Linked DNA regions of Mus musculus: all the other regions are linked to region 5. A link is a loop called in an ENCODE intact Hi-C map of the cell type or tissue named here. Cell type or tissue: heart. All regions are shown on one strand. Region 1 has its middle 12 kb from the start of Irx2. Region 2 has its middle 94 kb from the start of Gm30049. Region 3 overlaps Irx1 (Iroquois homeobox 1). Region 4 has its middle 30 kb from the start of 1700112M02Rik. Region 5 holds the start of Gm40997 (a long non-coding RNA gene).

Region 1 (5,000 bases), 1.5 Mb after region 5:
CAGGCAGCATGTACACGCGGAGTGGATCTTCGAAGGACATGCCCAGGGGAGGAAACCCAGCTACACTAGCAAGCATATTTTATGAGGAGATAAATTGACAATTTATTGTGTGTAGCTCCTGATCAATTATTAATCGTTAGTGTCAACAACAGGGTTATAATTACCTTCGGTTATTTTTTTAAAAATATTTGCTTTTTCGTGGCTCTGATCTAGCGGTTAGTTAATGCTCTCCCGTAATGAGTTCCAGGAAGCATTGATCAGACCCTCATCCTCCCCTCCTCCCCTTCACTTCCCCTTCCCCTCCCCTCCTTTTTGGTGACCTTTAAAAGGAAACATATTCACTCTCTTGTTTCTCAGAAATTTACTCCTTGCCTCGGTTCTTTCCAGGGAGCACCTTTTATTTTTCTGCCATAAATAATGATTCTGGAGGAAAAGGGGAAAATGACAGACAAATAGGGCGCAGCTGGAATGAATAAGGCGGATCAAAGGATGTGGGGCTGGGCTGCCAAGGCCGTGCAGGTCTGAGCTCTCAGCGTGCCCGCCGCCCTGGTCTCAGCCCTGCAAGATCAAGGGCAAGTGACTGCATTCGGTTACCCGAACGCCGCTGGAGGAGATGGTCTGGCCTGAGGACATTTCCTTGGAGACCTTGCCCATTCTGCATACACTGGGCCTGCCGCTGCACTTTCGCTCTGCATGGGTGCAGGTTCTCGGTTCCCCACTCAACCAGAGAGAAGGGCGAGCTAGGAAGGGCTCCAAACCCGAACAGGAGTTCAATGATCAGATTAGGAGTGATGAATAGGGAGGCAGCAAGAATTGCGTCCGCAGTCTAGGCTCTGGACTTCTGCTGAGCTGCAGTGTCAAAGGACAGCGGGCGAGGTGGCTCGAGACCTATTTACCATCCTGCACTAGAGACCGCCCTGCACTGACCAGAACAGTCCCCAGCTAAAGGCCTGAGCTGGACTGGTCTGGTGCACCTATTTCTTTCTTCCCAGAGCTGGGGTTGCTCCTCGATCCCGGATGCTTCGTTCACTACAGGGATCCTGGTTTATGGGCGCCTTTTGAGTGTGTGAAGGGGTTGGGGCAGGGTGTTCTGAAGTGAGTTCTTATCCTGAAAATGATACCCAGGGTCTGTCCCAACCGCAGGTTTTGCCCTATCTACTACAGTCATTTTGTTACAAAGCTCTCCATCCACCCGCACCCACCCCTAGAATCGTCCCAGCCGAGAAGGAGTCTTTTGGCCAACTTCTCAGGCCCCTTTCTATTCTTCTATCTACTAGAACAGAGCCTTAGCCACGTGTGTCCTTAATTATCATATCGAGGTCCTGTAAGGCCACTGCCAGCGGAAGAGTTCCCAGAGCGAAAGCTGCCTGGTAGAGTCACCTCCGGACAGATTTTCAGAGCTTTGGGTGGAGTCAGGGTCGAGAGTACCCGGAAATGTCTGGGCTTGGAGGGAAAAGGTTCCCCGGACCCTCAGAATCAGCCTGCATGCCCTGCAGAATGGGGTCAGGCACCCACGGCCTGAGCAACACAGCCTGCCCTGGTGCCAGGACTCATGTTCTCCCGGGAAGACAGTTATAGTATAAAGCTTCGAAGGACGCCACAGCCACAGGATCCATCCGGCCGTGAGGCCCTATTCCTAGGGTACCCTGGCTCCCTCCACGGAGAACTCCTTCCCTTCCAGTCTTTCTGTTCTCCCTCCCAGGTCTCAGCCCTCAATCTCCTCATCCCCGGGAAGCAGCCAACCGGCCCAGTGTGTCGGGATCGCGCTGCTGAGGGTGCTGTGCTGCTGAGCTCTGGGCAAAAGCTGCGCAAATCGAAAGCGACTCTGGTTCAGAGCGATCCCGAGCCAAGAAACGGCGCTCAGCTCCCACAAGTCCACAGCTGCGTCCTCGCTGGTTGGAACAGGTTCCAGCAGACACCCCGACTCTCTTGGCATTTCTTCGATTCCTTCCTAACACAGGTCCCCTGTCCGCTGTGCACAGAACTAGATCTTCCCATACTCTATGGGGACTCAGCGCTGCTCGATGCGCCGAAGGGTGGGGCTTGGGGTAGAGCAGCCGCGTACTGGAGTCCAAGGCAGGGAATCATAACTGGGAGGGAACCAGTGGGGCCCCACATACGCCTCTGGCCCTCAGGACGCACCCTCCACACTCTACACTCCAAGATCTTAGAGAGGGCAGGAGTGCGCAACTAGTAGTCTGCTCCATTGCCTGCCTGCAGGCAAGAGTCTGAGAAATGTTTAGAATGCAAAGAAATAGGGGAGCCGGTGGCCCCGTGCTGAGATTTAGTCGCCCAGAAATACTCAGCACTGTTCTCTTGCTCCTCCTTAGGAACCCAGTAGGAGGCTTCCCTGCAAAGGGTATTGGTCGAGATGGGGGCGCCAGAGAGCAATTCAGGTATTCAGGTGCCTTCCAGCTATTCTAACTGGGAGTTCTGAGCCCCTGTGTTTACCTTTCCTTAGTAGAAGCCTTTCTTTGGGGACCTGATAGTGACTAGCTCAGTTTCCAGAGACTTCAGAAACTGTGTATCAGCACCCCCCCCCCCGCGCGCGCGCCCAAGGGTGGGGAGAGGGTCCTCAGGACTTACTGGAATTACAGAAATATAGCCAGAAGACCTCGGTGTGTATGTGTGCCAGACACTGGGGTGGAGGTTAGAGCTAGACAGCAGAAAGCTGTATTTATAGTCTTTCTTGAGTAGACTCATTGGACAGTCTGGGGGAGGGAGTGGTGCCTGCCATGGGGCTTTCCCTTAATCCTCCCCCATAGCCAGGGAAACTGCTCCCTGGAGGTCCTCACAGCCCCCACTGGGGTAGTGGACTGCCCTGCTGCTGCTGCCCCAGCCCACCCCCACATCAGGGAGACCAAGCCGGACAGCTTAGCCATAGCCTCTGTAGAGGTGGGTGGCAGAGCTGGCTCCTTTTGGCCTCCAGAGTGACATTAGTTTGTTTAAATAAGAGTGGGTGGCAGGTCTTGGTTTCTTCTCCCTGGCTCTCACACAGTGGAAAAGCAATTTGTTTTATAATGATTATATGATACTCAACCCCTCAACTAAAGTGCCCTCCCTGATAATGGGCCCAGACATAAACAGGAGGAACCAAGGCCCATCCAGCTCCTCAAGGCTCTGCTAAGGGACGGAAGTGGAAGTAGGGAAGAAGGGTTATTTTACAGTTTCTTGCTATTTCTGTGTGGCTAGCTGTGAAGGAAGGAGTTAGGTAAGGCAGTGCTGTGGGTAGACAGACATTGTCAGGGCAAAGACCCTCTAATGAGGTATAGAATCAAATCTGTTCTCCTAACTTCAGCACCTTTAAGCAGATTCGTATACTGAAGCTTTAATTACACAGCCCTGCTTTCTCTCTTTCACACACTATTAAGACCAGGCACAACACACTGCACTCCATTATCTGGTAAGTAGATGGCCCCCCTGTGGCCAGTCACCCTTAGTCTGGATGTTGTTCATTGAAGTTGGGAACCCCATGTTAAGAACCTACCAGGGTAGAGAAGTTTAGTAGCCCTAAATTACCTTAGGTGTTGAGGGAACTTTTGAAGAGCTGGCGGCAACTGCTAGCTCCTGCAGTCAGTCCTGGAGTGTGTTTGACTTGAGACTGAGCCTGAATATCTCCTTATACCAAGAGGGTGTCTCTTTTGCACAGTCCATGACCCTGTGTTTTGACATTGCCCTGTAGAACTACAAGAGAGGTCCTCTGAGGTTGGGGCACTGCTGAGCAGGACCTTGCAAGGGAGGCTAGCACTCAAGACTTCTGACCACAGCCTCTCTTTTCCCAGTTCGGTTCCTGCAGGTGCTCCGCTGGTCACACCAGTGGGCACCCAGGGGCATTTGTCATGCTCACTGGTCTGCTTCTCCTCCCCGTGAAATTCAAGGTGGCCATCAATACAGCTCAGTAGGGTGCTTGCCTAGTGTGCGTGAAGCCATGGATTCCCGGCACTCATTCAAACAGAGCACGAGAGTGCATGCCTGTAATGCCACCACTCAGGCGGTTCAAGGCCATCCTCGGCCACATAGCAAGTTAGAGGGTAGCCTGGGCTACATGAGCTTTTATCTCAAACACAAAACAAAGTAAAGGAACAGTCATCAGGATCACACTGGAAGGGAGCTCTCAGGGCTACAGAGAGCCTCTCAGTCCAGGTCGATTGGTTCTTGGGGTTCCCTAACTTGCACAGTGAGTTGTCTCCCTGCCTACCCTGGTCCACAGATATTACTAAGATTGCCCAACAACCAGTGATGCCCATGAGGACAGGAAAAATGCGGCTCAGACTATGCATAAGTTGAGGTCAGACTTTTAGGGAGTGGGCTTGGGTAATTCAGCATAGCATGCTTTGTCCTGAACCTTTGGAAATGTTTCTGGTAATGAAGCCAGGAGTCATGGAGCTGTCCCAGAAGATGGGCTCCTTGGTCACTTGTTTGGTGGGGCCATCTAATGAAGTCATTGTGCTTGCATGTGTGATCAAAGGAAGAAAGCAAAATCCCTGACTTACATACTGTAGCCATCTTGTCTGCTCTTCCTTTTTCTCTTTTCCTTTTTTTTTCCTTTACTTATTTCTTCTCTTTTGAGGTGGATAAGAACTTGGGAGATCTCATTATGTAACCCTTAGCAAGCCTAGAACTCTCTCTATAGACCAGGGTGACCTTGAACCATAGCAATCCACTTGCCTCTCTGCCTTTTGAGTGCTGGGATTAGACATGTGCTACCTTGCCCTGTCTGCTTTTGGTTTCATTACAATGTACTTACACTTCTAACTTGGCACTAATCAAGTGTTTTGACATAATTCATGTTTTGTTTGCAAGAGTGCTCTAAAATAAATGGAATCATATTCAAGATCTTTCAGATACATTTTCCTTTATAATAGGGCTGGCAAGATATCTCAGTAGGTAAAATCCACTTCCAGCAGAGGGGCAAAAGAGTTGAGGAAAGAGCATATGTTTAGGATACCTGGGTTCAGATCTCAGTCTGGCAGCCTCCAGACAGAAGTTGAACTGTCATT
Region 2 (5,000 bases), 1.9 Mb after region 5:
GTGGACAGAGTACCCTGGTTCTAACAGTGAGTGTGTGTGAACCATGTCTGCTTCTTCCTACAGGTGCACAGGTCACAGGCTTTTGGCAAGAGTATGTATGCTCCCCTCAAATAAAGACCCTGGAGAGATTGCCATGGATCCCTGAAGCTCTCGCCAACACTAAGCCACTCAGGCAGGGCACACTAATACTTGCTCACACCCGTGTCCTTTGCCATGCAGAAGGTGTGCTGTGCATGACCTATCAATTACTGATAAGAACATCCACTAATGATGTCAACTGACTTGAGAGCCCTGGCTCTATGCCCAGGGTAGCAGCTCGGTGTCAGAACTTTTCTAGGTTGCCAGGCTATAGGTGCTATTCCCTGAACTGCAAATAAAATATAAGACCAAACATGAAATAAAATACAAAATCCAGTGACTAAGAATTAGAGCTGGGAGATAACCCTGCTAGTTAAGTACTTACTTGGCAAACACGAGGAGCAGAGTCTAAATCTCAGAATCTCTGAGTGTCAGAGTCTGGTAAAAAAGGCTGGCATAGTTGCACTGAAGATAAGTGCATGGAATCTGGGTGGAAGGAGGCAGAGGCTAGTCAGGCCCCTCGGATACAGCCAAGCTGCCTCCCTAAGATGTGGGGCTGGCGATGAGTCCTCAGGTAAACTGTGCTGGAGCTCTCAAGTCACCCCTGTGACCATCACAAGACAGTAACAACAGAGACTGTCTGACCAGGGTACCCAGGCCAACAGCAGTAGGAGAACCTTGCAGAGTCTCCTGCCCATCTGTGCTTCACTTGTGCCCTCACCTGTTCTCCTTAGTTTTGCTTCTGAAATACCTGCCCCATCAAGCAGCTGCTTCCTCAAGACAATAAGCCAGTTTTGGTGTCAGACCCCAAGCCCCAGGGGAGCTCAGCCCACTCCACTTCTTGGTCCCAGAGTCTACTCTGAGTCTGGGAAAGTAACAGACTATCTCTTACAAAACCATCAGTGAGTCCTGTGTTAAGTCACAAAGGAATAGGCTGCCACCAAGAAGGAAGCCCGGTGCCAGTCTAACAGAACAAAATGTATGACTTCCAGAATGTCACTGCCCCACATCAGAGGCCAGGTATTTCTGTAAGATTGCTGGCGTGTTTTGAATTTTGAGCTGGACATGGCTGGGAAAGGGGGAGCATCTAAATGCCCCCATATCGTCAAATCTCCTAATAGCTAAGAAAATCTGCTTGTTTAGCCTTGAAAATGAAATGCTCTACCAACTATGGTGGTACACACCTTTGATCCCAGAACTTTTAAGGCAGAGGCAGGCAGATCTCTGCATGTCTCAGCCTGGCCTACATCATATATTCCAATCTAGCTAGGGTTACATAAGGCCCAGTCAAAAGAAAGAAAGAAAGAGAGAGAGGGAGGGAGGGAGGGAGGGAGGCAGGGAGGAAGGAAGGAAGGAAGGAAGGAAGGAAGGAAGGAAGGAAGGAAGGAAGGAAGGAAGAAGAGTTTTGATCACAATGAAACGAAACAAGGCCACAGGGTAAACTACTGCATGCATTCAGCTCTGCGAAGTATGAAAGATTACATAGGCTCCATACATGCACAAGTATTTTAATTAAAATATTTACCAAACCTTTACTTACAATATCAATTTATTAATTATAGTAAGGGGGGAACTTTCTTTAAAAAAAAATTAGTCCTCTTCTTTCAAAGGGACCCAGAATGAAGAGGGCTGCTGACAGGAGACAGGATCTGAGTGCTTTACAGAGAAGGAGGAAAGTTTGCATGCACAACCAATGCTGTTTACTCCCCTCAGCCTCCAGTTGCACTATTGCCCCCTCTGAGGCTTTCCTGAGAATTCCAGTCTCTCTATGCTCGGGAAGGCTGTGGCCTCAACCTCCCTGAAAGCAGACTGCAATCATCCTTCTGCAATGGCCCCTGGCTGTCCTCCCTTCACTTCTTGGGAAGCAGAGCAAGGAAGGTTTCTGTCCTTCCCAGTGCAGCCAGCCAGTGACCAGAGTGTGGGTTCCTGAGAAGATGGTGGCAGGCTCCAGGAGGATGTGTGAGGCAGAGCCACCTGCTGGCCGGGCTGGACACTGCAGCCATCTCTGGTGCTCAAGACCAAAGGTTTGGCATCTGGAATTTGCTCCTGGTCTGGGGTGATATACATGCACACACGGGTATGAAGCTGTGCAGGTGAGTTCCAGAGATAGCCCTGCCAGTTCAACTCTGCAGCCTGTCCTCTGGAGCCAGCACACCAGCCCCAGGTAGAATCCACTTAGAAGGGAAGAAGCCATCATGAGGAACTGGTGACCAACTGTGGTTGTGTTAATGAGTTAGCAGAGCACCTAGAATGAGCTGAAAGGCTTTCATATCATTCTGCAAATGCAAACCTTCCTTACATCCTGAACCCTTAGTTTTGGAAAAAACAAGATGCAAGTTGGGTAGCAGGGCTGGAGTCTACCCAGGTGTGGAGGAAGGTGGTCTGCTCCAAATCTTCCTCATTCACTCCATCCTGAATCACACAGCAGGATATGGTCTGCTTTGGACACCCTTGCTGACTTGCCCCTATCAGTCAGCAGCCCCCAGAAACAAATGCACCTGGGACTCTACTAGGGTGACTCAAATATATGTCATTGTGTCTCCTGAGACTCTACTAGGGTGACACAAATATGTGTCATTGTGTCTGTCCCCTGAGCTCATGAATTCCTTGTGTGAGTGGCACTTAGCTCATCTTAAAATGTGGCACAGAGATTGGATTCAAGAACCCAGTGGTAGCAATGGTTCTTCCTGTCGAATTACCAATGGCAAGATTACCCAGGCATGATCCAGACGTGAGTCTCTGGGGAAAACCCGGCAGCAGCTATACCTTTTCTCTGAAGACATCCACAGGGGACCTCTTTGGCCCTGGGTCCAGGAGGCTCCCAGGTGACAGGTGGCTTCTAGCTAAATGATCTACTCTGCTGTTAAGTGGTGGTCAGCCTGTGTGTTTCGAAAGGGACAGGGGTGGGGATGTCCACAGACTTCAAAATGATCCTGCTGGCAGGTTCCCTGCAGCCAGTGGCCTCTAGGGTATAAGTTTATACTGCAGTACTGGGCTTTTTAGGTCCCTGGAGTGAGGACTCACCCATCTTTTCAGCTGCTAACACCCGGGCTGCCACCTTGAGTCCAGCCTTTGGAATGTGCTCTTAGATAACATTAAGCAATGGTTCCCAAGGAAAACTAACAACAGAACAACTCACCGCCCCACAGAGGTGCTGAGTGGTGAAAGGAGTGCAGTCCCTAGCCCCTGAATAGACTTGTTAAGTAGCATGGCTGATGGATGCTGCGTGGGAGGGAGGCCAGGCCAGCTGAGCTGAACAGGATGGGCCTTCCACAAGGTGGACTGAGAGCCAAGCTCGGGCCCCCTCCGGTATTTTTCTCCATTTCTGCCATGCAAAGATAATCAGGTTTATGTAAAGTATGTGTGCTCTTTTGACAGCCCTGTCCCTCATTAATTCAATCACCCCCATCCCCATTGTTCCCCGAGTGTTTGAAATGCGGATGGGGACCCGCTCCTCTAATCCTGTCAATCACTGTTAGCATTTTCCCGCAGTTGCCATGGCTGGGGCCAAAGTTCATGAAAACACAGAATGAGAGCCAACAAAACAAGAATAAAGACTTATTTGAGGTACTCTTTTTAAAGGACATCGACCATGCACAAAACATGGGAAGTGAATGTAGACAAGTTTGGACACTCTGTTCCTAGAGAGGAAAGAGGGCAGAAACAGAATTTGAAAATCAAATAGGCCCATGAAAACTTGACCCAAGAGTCTCTGGGAAAAACCCGGTGAATTGCTCCCTCGTAGAACAATGTTCTTTCTTTCGTGTGTTCTTCACGGGGACAATGGTTCATATATTATAACACATGCCACCGGGGTCTTTACACTGTTGTAAGCCAGCTCAGTCCCCCGAATGCTGATAGCGGACAACAGGAGATTGTGTGCCTGTAATGCGCTCTTTCTCTGGCCCCACTAAAAACAAGGACTGGGAAAATTATTCATGCATAGAGGCTCGACAAAGCAAGATGGAGATTTGAAATGTCACACAGCGAGATCATGTGACAACCTCAAAAAAAAAAAAAAGAAGAAGAAGAAGAAGAAGGACAACATGCATTCACCCAGAGACATTGTTAAATTCCCATTTCATCCACATCAACGTTCTGGCAGCCAAGTGGCTGCCTCCTCTTGGGGCCTGTCTGGGGGACTGACTAGGGGTGGAGTAAAGCCCTGGTGGAAATAGCCAGTGTTTCTGCTCCCCAAGATGTTTGATACCCAAGTCTGTGCCCCATAGCCCTTGGCACCCTCTGTGGGACATCACTGCCTCCAGTCTAGATGCCTGGTGTCACTAAAGAACAGACACTGTGTCCCTCCCAACCACTGCCACCTCAGTGCCTTCAAACTCCTGGGGCTGCGTCCCTCCTCTCTTCTTAGCCACTCTGGCTCCTCTCTGTCCCTCTGTGACTGTGTACATGTGGCCTTCCTATCCCTGTCCATTATTACTGTCACCCCCATGTGCTCTTTGGCTTCTCCTAGACCCCAAAACCTCCCAGAAGGAAATCTGTGGGACAGGGTGAAGGGCTCCTCCTGTTTCAACTCTTGGCTTGCAGCTCAAAAGCATCTCCTGCCAAAAGGCAGAGTAGCCACAGAACCTAAACTCAGTAACAATGCACACAGTTGCCAATGTCCAGGGACCTTGTGTAGGAGATAGTCTATGTGCCTATATAATCCCATTTTAAGCAGTGCTGAGGTTGGAACAAAGTCCTCTGATCTGCTAATCTCTCGCCCTGCTCACCGAGCTACATGTGCACAGTCCTCAGCCTCTGCACGAGCAAAAGCTCAACTCCACAGACACCCAGCCCAAGCCAGCCGTCAGGTCCTGCCTCTCTGATCATTTCGTTTGTGACCTTCTCTTACATGTCAAGGCAATGGCAGTGAGTATTGATTTGGATCCAGACATGGCATGTAGAGATGTGATCCTTGGATA
Region 3 (5,000 bases), 850 kb after region 5:
AAGTATTGTCAAATGACCAGTCAGTTTGGGAACACATTTCCTGTTCTATACTCCTCTAAACTCCCAAGCCAGTATCCACAAGCCCCCCCCCCCTCCCCCACATCCGCCTTGGAAGGCTCACCCCTTTCTGGTGGGAAAACACCCTCTATAAGATGGAAGCACCCCTGGGGTCTCTGCTCCTTCAGGAGAGGGGAAAGACTGATCAGGGTTCACAGAGCTCCCCCTCAGGTGAGGTTTGGAGGGTTTGTGAGATGGACTAGAAGCCAGATCCAAGACACCCCCCAGGTGCTGTGTCTGGCCCTGTCCTCCCTCTTTTTCTCTCTCCTTCCTCATTCTCTGCCTAAGTCTGAACCAAAGGACAACTGGAGCTCAGCAGGGCGTGATTCATCGGTGGCGCCCTTCTGAGCCAAGACCCGTATTACATTAATCAGTTTCACACCACTATAATGGAGATATGAATATGAATTCTCCATATTGCAGGGAGATAAATGTGCTTTTATATAATGGATCAAGAAAAGGGGGCTGGATGGGGAAGCAGGGTGACTGGGTAAGTTCCATCAGGTCAGCCAAGGGGAGCGATGTGATGCTCACCCCACAGGAGATGTGCTGGGCACTGAAGCATGGGGCCCTAGACTAGAGTCGTTTCTCACCCTTCCATGTCCTTTGTAAACTTCCAAAGAAGCTCAGAGAGAGACAGTCTGGGCAGGATACTGAATGTCCTTCTCAAAGGGAGGAAGGGTATTCTATGCAGAGGCCACCAGTTCTATGTGGAGTCCCATCCCCACACCCAGCTCCCCCCTTCCGATCTCAGAGTTGTCCCCACACTGGGGATGACACCTGGGACAAGGTGTTGCTAGAAGTGCCCTGCACAGGCAAAAACTTCCCAAGGAACATTTGTGGCTCTCATGGTAGATGTCGGTATCTCTAAGTTCTCTGAGACCATGTTTTGTTTTGTTTTGTTTTCAAAAGGTTAAGTTCCCAGCACCCAGGGCCCATCAGGGCACAACAATATATTTGTACACGTGTAGCAGCTGTAGAGGAAGATGTGAACAAACAATGCAAAACAATGCTTTGGGGCTTGATTAAAAAAAATTTTTTTTTTAACTTTTCACTGAAGAAAAGCAGTTCTGACAGAGATCTGACCTGTGTACTGTCATGGCTGATTCTCAGGAGAAGGACTCCTCCGGCTGCCCAGTTCTACCTTCTAGACTACTAGACTCCTATATTACTGGGATTCTGTCAGTGAGGCACAAGCTAGTTCAATGGCTGCACATGCTGGCAGAGCACCTCAAATGTATTTTGCAAGGGACAAAAGGAGACAGAAGGGAGGTACTTGGGCAATGACTAGATTCAGAGATGTGAAAAGAAGACCTTACCTGCCTGAGCTGAAGGAGTCCACCAGAGTTCAGCTGCAGCTTCCCACAGTCACCCAGAACAAATCTCCCAGCAGACATTTTGAAGGTCTGAGTAGCGTGCCAGCATGCCTGGCTATCCCATTCCTCATTTCAGATACAAGGCATGGTTGGTTAGGTTTCTTCAGAGATGCTGTTTCATCAGGGAACCCACTCCAGAGCCTCTGGGTTGAGGGTCCAGAGACAGGAGGCTCCACACAACTTCAACAAGGGTGTTGTAAAAGGGTACTTTTGACTTAGCAAACTTCATCAGGACAGAGAAAGCACAGCTTACAGTCCAGAGCCCACTTTTGCCTCCAAATGCCAGTGGCCTGGCAGGCCCCCAGACACACACCGCACACATGCTCACACACATGATTGATCCCAGGAACAAGCACTAAGCCTTGTCACTACAAATCCATGCTTTTGCCTAGGGAGTCCCAAAGCCTAACTGTCCCAGAGTTTCAAGGAGCCCCAGAAACATCACCAGCAGGGGTCAAGGTCCCATTCTGCTTTCGGACCATAGAGGGCGCTTCGAGCATGTCCATTCAGACCTCGGAGCTCCCACCAGCTTAGCAGAGGGCGTCTATGGGACCCAAGTCTACCTAGCTGGACTGCCCAACTCCTTAGCTGCTTTGCGAACTGACTCGTGACCCCACGTGTGGTACACTTTCTTGCCTTGGCAGCATCTGCGAATCTCTCTCTCTCTCTCACTCTCTCTCTCCAGTCTGGAGGTTCAGAAATCCAATCCTTACTCAACCTGAGACAAGAGTGGGAAGAATTGAGAAGAGGGAGCATGCCCTGAGTGCAGTGTGGCCCCAGCAGTGCACGGGGTGCCTGCTGGTCCTTGATGCTAGCAAGTAGCGGTGGTCAAAGGCACATGGTCTTCCCCTGGGTGTGCAGGGGGGCGCGCGCGCACACACACACACACACACACTCCACACACCAACACCATGACTCTTATGGGCAGCCCGGGGAGAGAGCAAGTTTCCTGGCAGCTGGGAAGAGCGGAGCCTAAACTGGGGAGAGACTGCCCAACTTTGTCCCCATTTAGCTTGTTTTCCCCACAGTTTACATCGTCTTAGGAAGTTTTACTATTTGCTTGCGCAGTCCTCATGAATCCCAATCCGGTAGCCATCATAGTCCTAAAAGTCCTGGCTCTGGTTTGGCGGAGTCTTCCGCTCTGCTGAAAAGTGCGCAGGCGACTGGCTGGTAAGCCGCAAAGGAGTGGTGGGACTCCTAACTCTCCACTGTGGTTTTCAAAACTGCTTGCTGGCCGGTGCGGTACCGAGCTATCGCCTTCCCTCATTGTTGCTACAGTGCTCCTCAGCCTTCTCCGGCAAGACTGAGGGACTATTAGTTCAGGCTTCTTCAGCTGATGTACGCACAGTCGCAGATCGTCCTACCCGGGTTTAAAGATGCGCCCTAGGCAACCCCTTCACTACAATCACCACTCACTCCCCACCCCGTAGCGCACCTTTTCTCTGAAGCCACTTCTGAATCTTGAATCGCAAACCCAGGGAACCCCGGAACTCGGAACCAAACCCTATGTCGCTCATCTATATGAGAATATTTTTTAAAGAACCTTCCGTTTTCTCCTCTTTACACTTAAACAACTGACTAAGCACACTGTGAGCAATATTTCATACTCCATTACGTCCACGCTCTGACTAGAAAACGACCCTCCTCTAAAACGCATCGCTCACACAACTAGTGAGTAATTGATTTCGAGCCCGAAGTTCCCCTTTGGGAGTGTGATTGAAAATTCTCTTCATTTCCCCCCATTTTGATCCACTTTAAAACATCGGTTTTGTAAACTGTCTAAAATTGAACGCATTTATGTACTTAAAAAGGCTGCTCCAGATAAACGCTTGTCTAAGCGTGGCAAAGATTTACACTGCCAACAAGAAGCTGGCCTAGGAGCAAAACGAACAAATTCAACCACTACCATCACGGACTGTGCGCCTGACACTCGGTGGAAACACTGTTCCAAGACCCTTCTCCCAAAAGAGTCTGGCGAAACCATAGCCCCTGAACTGTGCCCAGGATTTCAAGATCGCAAACATCATGGCCTCCCCCAAAACGCAGGAGGACAGGGACAAACAGCTGTAGCCGCGTGGACATCGTTTCATTTAGTTTATTAGACAAAAATATATGATTTAAACAAGTTCGCTGACGCGCTATTTACAATCTGAAATCACGCTATATACAGAAAGGGGAAAAAAGAAACAAAGAAGACACAAACACAGAAGTGGGAGGGGGGCATTTACCGAATCGGATAATCAATCCGAGCGGCAGGCTGAGCCTTACTCCCCCCTTCCCAAGCGCTTAGGCAGGATGAGCCCCTTTCTGCAGAGAGCGATGTGTGAGAATCACTGACGCTGCCGTCACGTTTGTCCTTTACACAAGTCTCAAATATTTGTCTTAATTCTTCCCTCGTCTCCTCCCCCCCAACCCCTCCCCCTCCCCTCCCCCCGCAAAAGTAAAAGATGACCCCCCTTAATCAGGCAGACGGGAGGGCTGCGAGGATCCGAGGCGTTCCCTCCTGCGGGGCCAGCGAGCTGTATGAGAAACAGCAAGAAGACACCAGCAATGAGTAAACAGATCCAGCGCCACCGAGCCCCAGCCTCTTCGGGCAGAGCCCGGGCTAGAGCTAGACCGCCTCCCAACAGTCTCCCTGCTCCAGAGAACTGGAGCAAGCTAGGCGGGTAGTGCTCTCCAATTAGGACTTTAGGACCCTCACCGCTACTTCCATCCCGCCCCAGGGCAAAAGCTAAAAAGCACTCACTTGTCGCGCACCGGCTGGAAGGGCGACTTTAACTGTTGTGGGGGCGAATCCGGTCTGGTGACTAGGTCTCTCTCTGCAAGGAAAGAGATTTGCAAGATTAGGAAAAGGGTTAGGTAGTGGGGTGTTCAGGTTGGAAGGGTTTCTATGCCCAGATTCATATTTCCTGTGACCAATGTCTACCCTTATACCTCCGTGGAACAAGCCCTTGGATACAGCTCAGTGCCTCGGTGAGACCTAGGCCTAGCTACTACATTAAGCCTCCCCTACCCACCACCACTATCACTCACTCATCTCTAGGTCTCTGTATGTCCCAGACCAAATAAGTAGATGCGACCTTTTGGCTCGGTACCTGGAAGTGCAGGACTGCTGCGTGCGGAGGCCTTCTCACCATGGAGCACCCCGGTGGCAACCTGGACTGGCGGCTGTGGAGGTGGTGGTGCTGTCAGGTGTGGGCCGTGAGGTGCTGCATGCGGCGCGCTGACGCCCAGGAAAGATCGCATGTTCAGCAGCGAGCCCTGTGCTAGGAACGCGCCGTTGGTCCAGTTGGAAAACTTGCCTATGTGACAGGTGTACAGTCCGTGGCTGGGTAGAAAGGCCGGGTGTTGCAGGGGTGAGCCGCTGGGCGGCCCGTGTGCGCTGGCGTGGCTTGAGGGTGGCGGTGGAGACGCCTTAGGCGCACCATCGGGGCTAGTGGCTGTCTCAGCCAGAGACCAGATCTTGGGCTTGCTGTGCGGCGCGCCCTGCAGGCCGACCGCCGCGGCGCCAGGACTCAGCAGGCGTGTGCTGCCGGGCTCTGAGACCTCCTTAACCAGGCCCAAGGG
Region 4 (5,000 bases), 350 kb after region 5:
ATAGCAGGATGGTCCCTGTGCACAGGACAGTTCTGGCCTCTTCTGGAATCTGACTTCAGAAGCTGAGACTCGCCGTGGAGAACATTCTGTGCCTTGTCCCCAGTTTGGATTTTGGGAGAACGATCACGAGATCCCATGCTCAGAGTTGGGCAGGATTATCCCAACATTTTCTGATGAAGAGATTTTGTTCTCTGGATCCTGTGGATAAGAACACTGGCGAGCTACCATGAAAAACCCTGTAGGCTGGATGGGGTCGTGGAATCCCTTCCCGAGAGAACACTTTATGAAATTGTGAATGAAGTACATATACCTTTTTCACCCACATCGATGCTCAGAACAAGGCTTTCCTCATTACCAGGAGATGCTGGACTCCAAAAGCTTCCTTTGCGCACCAGGACCTGATGGACTCAGCTAGCAGTCATTTTTTTCCTGACTTACAATCTCACACGTGCTCACAGGGGTCTTTGTCAGAATTCAGGACTTTCATTTCTGGATCCTTTCTGCAATTCATTTAGGATTATTTCACACAGCATATGTAATTTGTTTACACTGTCACATAAAACTCCAAGGATGAAAACACCAAATAGCATTTGCACTTATTCTATGATTGGTGAGGGTCGTGCTACTAGCTTTAGGCTGTTACTGATGCTGCAGAACTCTGTTCTGAACACAGGTTTACATAGAGCAGGGGCACGAACTGTGAGACCTTGAATGGGATAATTAGGTTCTATGAGCTTCTACCCACCACTAATATTTTCCAAAATGGTTACACCATTTTGGGGTAACAACTGAGGGTTTGTGGGCAGATATTCAGCCAAGTTATGTGACAGAAACACTGCTTATTTGTGTAGCGGCACAGCCTTTGGGACATTGCTTTGGGGTACATTTCCCTGAGACCTGTGAGGCCCTGTTCTTCACTTGTTGGCTGCCATACTGCACTGAGACTTCCTGTGAGCTATAGTTAGCTATGACCCTGACTTATTTTGAATCGGACATTCTTTGTTATTCTGCTGAGGGTAAAGAGTGATGTGATGAAGCCTTGTCAAGTCTTGTAGTCTCCTCAGTTTCCCTCTTGGCTTAGTCATGATATCCAATGAGAGGAGGTGTCTCTTTTTGCTTCCCTCTTCTAGCTGAAGAAGAGGAGGAAGAGACCAGTATGCTCTATTCTCTCCAAATGAAGTAGCAATTATTCCTATGAGCTGTGTAAAAAATGTTGAGATACTTTTAAGAAAAATCTTGAACTTGAACAAATAGTCTCTGCATCCAGAGCCTGTCCTTGCCTCTGCCTTACTTACACTGAAGTGGTCATGGCCTCTGAGTCTGATTCTGCAACTGTGTCTTTAAACACCCTTCGTACCTCCCTCAGATAACCTGTACTGCTGACAGAATCTGAGATGGGTGGCTTTTCTCATCATAGCATCTAGAATAGCCTCAATGTATACATGGCAGCACACACTCTTCCTGCAAGAGCTACAGAGGAAGTCAGAACCCTGGGTTTCTTTGCAGACCCTCTTCTCTTTTGCATCTCAGGTACGTATTTACCTACAGAAATCATAACAAAGGCATTGTTTGTCTCAAAAGAATGAGTGTATGGTGAGGGAAATGTAATGTTTGTTTGGATTTTTGCAGACTTTCAGCAGGTCCAAGAACCTGGGGGATTTTTTTTCTTCCTTCTTTTCTTTCCTTCTTCCTTTCTTTCTTTCTTTCTTTTTTTTTTAAAGAACTTCTCTGAGTTTAAAATAGAAAGTCACTTTTACAACTATGAAAAATAGGGTTCCCTGCCTACTAAGGAGCATGATTAAACCTCCTGCAGCTTCCATAAAACACTTTATTTAGCTGCTCTTTGCATTTTGAATGCCGTCATTCTTTAGGGGCATAATTTGTTTGTGGAAAATATATTTTTGCTTTATATTGGGTTTTATACATTGTTTTTTATAGACCTTTAATTGCACGAATTTCTGTACAAATTGGTCGGGGCCTCTGCATATAGTTCTCTCTCTCTCACTAGTTCTCTCTCTCTCTCTCTCTCTCTCTCTCTCTCTCTCTCTCTCTCTCTCTCATTGTTGTCCAGAATCTGTGAACAAACACCACATTTTATTACAAGTCATTCTTGGAACACATGAACTTCTTTTATAATCACACATCTATGAATCTGTATAGGCGGGGCCAGAGAGATGGCTCAGTAGTTAAACATGTCTACTGCTATTGTACAAGCAAGTCCTTCGGTACCCAGAATCCATGTTGAATGGCTCACAACATGGGATGCTGTGCTCCTGGGGCCACACTCTGGCCTCTGGTAAGTACTACCTGCTACAGACAGGAAGCTGTGGGGCAGCAGCTCCTCCCCTCTACAGTGCAAATGCAGGTCTCCACAGTTAGAAGCACTCTTGGCCAGTGCTATCCTGTAGGGAGGTAAGGGAAAGGCCAATTTTCACCCATGGCCTGAAGGGCAGGGGAAAGTGTGAACGTGTGGAGTGAAACACCCATGTCTGCCCTGCACGGTCACAAGAGGCCCATCTCGCCTTACTGCATTGCTCTGATTGGGGCACAGGTCCAGCTTAGATTAAAGGGTGACAAAGGTGCACAGAATTATGTGCTTCAAAGCCCAACAGAACGTGGAAAATCAGTTGGTTCTACTTTTAAATATCTTCCTGTGTCTCTTTGTTTGAGACTGGCTTGAACCTTCCCTCTTGGGACAGGACACTTAGCTGTGTTTTACACACACACACACACACACACACACACACACACACACACCTGCTTTAGCCTGGCTTGCTCAACACTAACAGATTGGTGTGGTAGCATCACGTCTGGCTTTGGGCTCAGAGGCTGGCAAGTTTCTGTTACAAGCATCCACACAGACCACACATTTCTTTGAAACAGCTTCTCCTTTTTGTCTTTCTTGACTGTGAGAACCTGATTTCCGGTTACAAGCCGGGCACAGCTTAGCTGTAGGGTAGTAGAGGCCAGGATCCTGCCTTGTTGGGAGAGCCAACAACCAAGACTTACCTGCTCTGTTTCAGGGACTGCCAGGCATCTGCAAATACTCCCAAAAAATTCTCTAGGAAGGCAGAGGGAGGAGGAGCGCCCGCGTCGGGGCCGCATTTGCGCATGTCGGCCTGTAGGGGGTGCAAGCGCTCCACTGCGGCCCTGCGGACGCCTGCGTGCAGGGTCAGACCCCACGCTGAATAGGCCTTTATCATGGAACAGAGCCGGCTTTCTAAGGATCCAGCCTTTAAGAAAGGGATCAAATCAGCATGCGTTTTGACAGTGTAAGCTGCAGTCTTCAACTCAAAGCCCTGAGCGAGAACTCAGAGAAGGAGGGAGCCCTTCCTCAACCGTGAAATACCGTCCAAATTCCCCAGCGCTGCATCTGCAGGATCATTCCAGTAGATTCCAAGAGCAGTGGCTCCCCAGCCACGCATTCACAAGCCGGCTGCTTTTTGCAAGTGGAGGAAACACAGCCAGAGGCTGCATCTTTGGAAAAGAGCTGCTTCAAGATCTCTGGGAATGTGGGATCGTCCTGTTTTTCATCGGGTCAGAGAGGGAGGGACTGGGTTTTTTTGAGTCCCTACTTAAAATGACTAAGCGAGTTCTCTATGGTGAGAACCCTTTAGAAGGTCCACTGTAAGTCTCCATCCTAGCAAGCCAGCTCAGAAGCTAGAAAGCCATTTTGGGGCCACACCCTGGTCTCCAGAGTGGACTCCCAGGATGCTGGGAGTCTGCAGGGGCAGAGTCCAGGTTCACCTAACGCAAGTGGTCAGTGGTGCGTGGCTGATACCCGCATAAGAGGCCGCTGGCCCGTGGGCCACCTCTGCTCCTCCTGGACCCTCCATTCAGACGCCATTACTCAGCACATTTGAAGAGCGGGTACTTGAATAAGAGCACTTAAGAAAATGAAGGAAGGCTTTATCTACTCTTGTCTCAAATAACCAGGCAGAGGGGATTACCGTTAGAGAGGACGGAACAAAAGCAGAAAAATCATTTGTGGTGATAGAAATGGGAACTTAAGCAAAGACTCTTAACGTATGCTTCTATCAGATCCTCAAATTAACTTTATTGTTAGGAAAGAAAGGAAAAAAAAACCCCACCATTTAAGAACAGCCTTTCCACAGGGAAGTCATGAGGTGGGGGGGTGGATGGGTGGGGGAGGGGGAGTGTGTGTGTGTGGGGGGGGGCACGCAGTCCAAGAGAACGTTTGGAAGCCACTGAGACTGGTACTTGAGACTGAGGGGTAACAGTTTCCCAGCACTAAAGGGGTGTGCTTTGAAGCTGTCTTAGCACTGGGGGATTTTCATGGAGATCATGTAAACATACTGCAAATTTTTATTTTCAGAGTTTTCCAGGTTGTAGTGCCAGAAAGACCTGCACAGCAGCACACTGCTAATACGGTTGCTAAGTGCGCCAGAGCACCTGGATGTTTTGGAAATGTAGATATCAAAGTAAAAGCAAAGACAAAGACGATGGCAAAGTGTAATGTTTTAGGTCGCCTGGTTCCCTTGCTTTCTTCTACTTACTGTAATCTTGTCCATTGGTTTCCGAACAGAGAGATGATTACAGAGGGAAAGCATGGCCTCCAGGATCCCTGTGTTCACAGGGGCTTCTGAGCTCTGATGGCCCGACCAAGGGCTCTCTGCCTACATGTCCACCTTCATAGGAAAATGACCCTGATATCCAGCCACGGACTGACACTGAGAGCCCCGCGCCCCACCACAGAACCTTCTTTATATTTCTCATAATCTACGGAGCATTGATCCTCTGGGGACTCCGTACATCATACTGACATTCTTTTCTCAAGCTAATGGTTTGTTTTATTATCTGAGAAGTGTCTCTGTTGAACTGTTATTTTAACCCCACTGTGACCGTGGAATTGCATTTCATCCAGAAGCCAGCAGAGGCAAAACCCCAGCGACCCGCTGGTTCAGGGTGGACACTGGAAGCACGCCCCAGAGAATGAAAAATAGGTTTGCATCTTCCTGCCAGACTTTCCTAATTCCACC
Region 5 (5,000 bases):
GAAAAATCAAGAGAGAGGACCCAATAAAGACACACCCCAAATTCAGTTATACCAAAAACAAAGATACCAAATTTTTATAGTGTAGAGTTTACCAAATTATAGGAGAAATCCAAGGAAATCATGAGATTTATCTAACAATGCCAACTGTAAAATGAAGAGCAGCAGAATGTACCAAGAAAAAGAAAATGAATTTTCTGTAACCAATTTAAGTGCCATATTTAGACATACATTATATATATATATATACATATATATATATATATGTATATATATGTGTGTGTGTGTGTGTGTGTGTACATACGCACACACACACACAATCTTAGGCTCTCTGTAATCTAATACTTCCTGTGAGAAAATGGAAGCCTTAGCAGCAGGTACCAGAGCTCATCTGACTAGGCTGCCAGAACAGTGTGGGAGATAGATGGCCGAGAGGGAAAGAGAGAGAGAGAGAGAGAGAGAGAGAGAGAGAGAGCGGTTCATGGGGGGAGTCAGGGATAGACTCTGAGACACTTTAAACTGTTATAAAATTATAGTAATAGTAGACTAGGATTGGCTCAGTACAATATTACCAATTACTTTTACTATTAAAATTGTTCAGACTTTAAACATGTATTCTTATGGAAAATATTAGAACACAGGAGAACATTTAATTAATAATTTGCCCTAATGTCTGAATTTCCCTATGGATGTATATACCTCTCTCTCTCTCTCTCTCTCTCTCTCTCTCTGTGTGTGTGTGTGTGTGTGTGTGTGTATGTATATATATATATATATACATATATATATATATAAATCTTGAATCTTTGTCATATATTAATATTATTAAATATATATTATACTTGTAGTGAAGAATCTATTGCCAGAGCAAAAGGTCCCTGAACTGTTCAAACATCTTGAAAACACTCGGGTTCTAGAACACAGAAATCATGATGGTGCTTTAGATATGATCTGTTCTAAATCCAGACAGTTTTATAAGCTGGGATGCTTTGCTTTCCTCTATGTGCATGTGTGAGAGAACGTATTCCCTCCAACTCCTAGAAGGTGTATGTTTGTCTTGTAGGATGTGGCAGAGTATGTTCATGCATAGGGCACATAAATATTAATATTGAGTTGAGAGAAGGCAGTGAAGGGGAGAGCACACCCCAGTGAGAAGCCTGCTCCGGCTCTAACCAGCTGTGTAATCGCCCAGAGATGCTCAGCTCCTGAGAGCTTCCGCTTTCTCAAGTGCAAAATTTGGAAATTAGGCTTAGGACTTTGCAAACTCCTTCTCCGGGTCACAGGCCACGGGTGCCTTGAAGTTAGATCCTTCACAGAGCAGTTGCACCACGCCGGGACAGCCTCCTCCCACCCTGCAGTTTAAATTGAGAGAGATCCCTGGATCTTTTCCTTCTGAGTCAGCTGGGAAGAGAGAAAAATAACGTGGAGAACCCTGTGGTTTCGGGAGGTAATTGTGACAATTTCACGGGCTGTTTGGGAGCAATCGTTTGGTTTCCCTGGTGCTTCAGAACATTTGGGGGCTTTCCTAACGTGCCTGCTTTCTTTTTCGTCCTCAGAGTGGCTCGATGCTCTAATACTCGAATTTAGAAGACAGATGAACAATGAAATAAGCGAGACGGCACTGCTTCCTTCATGAACTGTAAATGAGGAAAGAGTGAACGCTGTAATTGTGACTTGGGTTCCTCTGGATTACACTAGCTCCTCTTCCTCTCGTGATGTCCAGCTGCCCTGCAGCGCCTGGGAATTTACTTAAAACATGCATTCAAAATCTTTATTAAAATACATTCAGCAACACAAAATCAAACGGCTCATTTCTCTTCTTGCCTCTCCCCCCTACTGTAAAGCTAAATTGGACCGCGGCCAAGGTCTCTAAAAAGCACTGTGGCTTTTAGGGAAATCATTTTTCCTTTGTGAGCAGCGGGGAATTTCACAGACCCCTTTGCTGGCCTCAGCGAAGGGGAAACAGTGTCCGTGCTTCCGAAGGCGGACGCTAGGTGGCAGCCGAAGACAGCCTTTGCCCCGTTGGTGCACCGCAGCTGCCAGGGTGCGAGGCAAACATTCTTTAACAGTTGGAACCAATAAAAATCAGCTTTTCCTCTTAATTACTGCTAAGTGAATACCTTCTGATACAGCAGTCAGATGGCAAAGCTGATTACGGAGCAGGCAACTTGCGCTTGAGAGCTAGAAGTCTCTAGAGTGAAGTTCCCTTAAAACCCTTCTCATACCTGAACCGTGAACAGCATTGCTGAAGTCGGGGGAATCCCAACTTCAAAGACAGAACAGTGGATCTGACCTCCTGAGTAACCTCCTTAAACCTGAGATTTATTTAAGGGGAGTGGTAACAGGAAAAAATAAAATAAAATAAAATTAAAACAATCCAGATGCGCTGCAAGTCCTTCCTCTGGAGAACGTTGGCCTTAAGTTTTCTGTGTTTTTATTTTTCTTTGGGTAGGGTCGGTGGGGAGACAGGGGCCTTTTGTAGTCTTGGACTCTATATGAATTTGAGACAGTCTCTGCCACCTGAGACTTGTCCCTAAAACACAAACTAAAATGCGGATAGTGCCTTCCTCCTTATTAAACACATCACTCCAGGCAAAACCCAGGCAGCCCCAACAACACAGCTATTGTGCCAATGGGCAGAACCATGTCTCGAGCAGCGAGCAGGGGCATTTCCCCAGTATCGAGCAGTCCTCGTAGCTTCTGATAAATTATGCCCATCACTCAAAGGTAACAAAAAAAACCTTCATGCAGACGGGAGGGTCATGGAAATCTAAGGACAAATAAACACTTCAGGAAGGGTCTGGGGTAGACAGAGATCTCAACGGGACTTGAAAAATAAGTCTCAGTGAGCCCTTGTCTTCCCATTGCTGTAAAGAGACACCACGGCCAAGGCAACCCTTTTAAAGGACATTTAATTGGGGCTGGCTTACAGGTTTAGAGCTTCAGTCCATTATCATCGCAGCAGGAAGCATGGCAGCATCCAGAGAGGCATGGCGCTGGAGAAGGAACATACCTTATTCTGAAGGATGCTAGAAGACCAGTCTTCCAGGCAGCTAGGAGGAGTGACTCAAAGCCCACCCACACAGTGACACACTTCCTCCAACAAGGCCACGCCTGCTCCAACAAGGGCACATCTCCTAATAGTGCTACTCCTCGGGTCAAGCATACTCAAACCATCACAGGCCTCCTTAACAGAAAATGTGCAAAGTATGTCCTGTTCAATGCTAGGTTTTGATTGACATACATCCTCATTTCTGAGACTGGGCCTAATAAACAAACGTATGATCCAATCACATTACGTGCTAAGTCCTCTCCCTCAGCTCCTGATGTTTTCCAGGGGGAATGCAGGGTGTTTACAGCTACTGAAGTAGAGTTGCAACATCTTGTTACAACTAATTAAATAAGCATCCTGTTTCTCTAACTCCTGTTGCTCAGAGCCCTCATTTTGATATTTTATATCCATCCACGTTTGAACAGTAAATGCCCACCCATGTCCTCATGGCCAAGTGCAAGATTCTGTTTGCCAGTGCCCATGAAGCTGTGGTTAACATTGTGTGTGTGTAGGTGTGTCTGTCATCCTGTTTATCTGTGTGTGTGTATGTATCTCTGTATCTGTTCATCCATGTATGTGTGTATCTGTGTATGTGAGTGTATCTGTATGTGAGTGTGTGCATCTGCATCTGTGTGTCTACGTGTGTGTGCATGTGCATGTGTGTGTATCTGTATGTGAGTGTGTGCATGCATGTGTGTGCATCTATATCTGTGTGTCTACTTGTGTGTGAATGTGCATATGTGTATGTATGTGAGTGTGTGTTTCTGTATGTGAGTGTATGTGCATGTGTCGGCATGTGTATGTATATGGGTATATTTCTGTATGTTGTATGCACATGTGCATGTGTGTATCTGTGTATGTGCATGTATGTGTGCATGTGTGTATCCCTGTATGTGACTGTGTGTGTGCATGCGTGTGTGTGCATGTGATCGTGTGTGTGTGTGTGTGTGTGCGTGTGTGTGTGTGTGTGTGTGTGTGTGTGTGTGAGTGTCTCCATGTATTTGTAAATGGGTATAGGTCAGACCCTGGGTGTCTTCCTCTGTCTCTTTCTATTTGTTTTTATGAATTGGAGTCTCAGAGAACCTGCTCTTCACCCATATCAAGACTGGCTGACAGGAGGCCCCAGCATCGCTCCTCCCAGTACCACTCAGAGCTAATGTTACAGATGGGCCGCCATGCCTGACTTCTGAATGGTGCTGGAGATCACAACATTGGTCCTCAGACTCGAGGACACTCACTTTCCCAACTGAGCCATCGCCCCAGCCCCTGACTTGTAATTTTTACATCGCATTTTAATCTAGACCTATATCATAAAGTATCTGACACTTCCTTCTAGTTTTATATTTCATTGTTATATTGGGCCCCAGTGGGTCAATTTTCGCAAGTTCTTTCAGGTACAGTTTGAAGCTGTTTTATTGAACCCTGTTGTTGACAGATGAGCCTGACATGCCTACCCTGTCTTTGCTGCCCTATCAAAAATCAGCTGTAGGCGTGTGTGTCTGTGAATGCGTCTCTCATGAGCACACAGCGACTGTACAGAGCGAGAGGTTTCATTATAGCTTTCGCTCATGTGACACAAAGCGCTGTGGCACACCCACCCTCTTCTGGGTTTGTTTCTCGCACTCTCTTCCGCTTACACATTCACAGGGTTTTCCTCTCCTGCTTCACATCCGTTTGTTACTCCTGTTATGTGCACATGTGCACATACAAAAAGACAGAGAGCCTGTCTGTGATGACTGGCTTGTTTCACTTAGCGTTGCTATGATCTCCACCTTTAGACATTTTCCTGCAGACATCCTGACTGCATGCTACATGATTGAGTGAAACTCCACTGAGTCTTTTCTGTAGCCTCATCTGTTGATGGATGCCTGGATTGGCCGCATGAGTCAGCGATTGCCCATGCAGGTATGTGTGGTAGGCTGATCTTCACTCGTTGGCTGTATGCCCAGAA

What was found. Peaks named below come from ENCODE experiments on the same cell type or tissue, not always from the same donor. Only the 100,000 strongest peaks of a DNase experiment are listed, where the experiment ranks them.
Region 1: it touches region 5 in a loop (3-fold over the local background); 2 of 42 quality-filtered maps call a loop at or near these places.
Region 2: a loop joins it to region 5, with 23 times the contacts of the local background. A loop is called at or near these places in 11 of 42 quality-filtered maps.
Region 3: it touches region 5 in a loop (2.7-fold over the local background); 9 of 42 quality-filtered maps call a loop at or near these places.
Region 4: a loop joins it to region 5, with 5 times the contacts of the local background. A loop is called at or near these places in 9 of 42 quality-filtered maps.

Annotation. Positions count from the first base shown.
Region 1 is chr13:72,637,966-72,642,965 of GRCm38, forward strand. No RefSeq gene overlaps it. Among named protein-coding and RNA genes, the nearest start is that of Irx2, 12 kb to the left of the region's middle. In heart, a CTCF peak has its summit at 2,366; no DNase peak of the experiment used is centred here; H3K4me3 peaks cover 2,091 bases; H3K27ac peaks cover 1,164 bases; H3K27me3 peaks cover 3,989 bases.
Region 2 is chr13:73,031,207-73,036,206 of GRCm38, forward strand. No RefSeq gene overlaps it. Among named protein-coding and RNA genes, the nearest start is that of Gm30049, 94 kb to the left of the region's middle. In heart, a CTCF peak has its summit at 2,064 (motif pointing left); no DNase peak of the experiment used is centred here; H3K27ac peaks cover 591 bases; H3K27me3 peaks cover 446 bases.
Region 3 is chr13:71,954,722-71,959,721 of GRCm38, forward strand. It overlaps Irx1 (Iroquois homeobox 1), which reads right to left. Exons shown (of 4, transcript NM_010573.2): 2 at 4,529-5,000; 3 at 4,180-4,252; 4 at 3,511-3,952. The coding sequence ends at 3,895. Among named protein-coding and RNA genes, the nearest start is that of Irx1, 6.5 kb to the right of the region's middle. In heart, a CTCF peak has its summit at 1,899 (motif pointing right); no DNase peak of the experiment used is centred here; H3K4me3 peaks cover 3,034 bases; H3K27ac peaks cover 1,709 bases; H3K27me3 peaks cover 3,957 bases.
Region 4 is chr13:71,455,459-71,460,458 of GRCm38, forward strand. No RefSeq gene overlaps it. Among named protein-coding and RNA genes, the nearest start is that of 1700112M02Rik, 30 kb to the right of the region's middle. In heart, no CTCF peak of the experiment used is centred here; no DNase peak of the experiment used is centred here; H3K4me3 peaks cover 800 bases; H3K27ac peaks cover 375 bases; H3K27me3 peaks cover 809 bases.
Region 5 is chr13:71,103,421-71,108,420 of GRCm38, forward strand. It overlaps Gm40997 (a long non-coding RNA gene), which reads right to left and starts at 3,007. Exons shown (of 3, transcript XR_873655.1): 1 at 2,928-3,007. Mir466f-4 (microRNA 466f-4) reads left to right here and starts at 3,669; the gene lies at 3,669-3,789. In heart, a CTCF peak has its summit at 1,989 (motif pointing right); no DNase peak of the experiment used is centred here; H3K4me3 peaks cover 908 bases; H3K27me3 peaks cover 693 bases.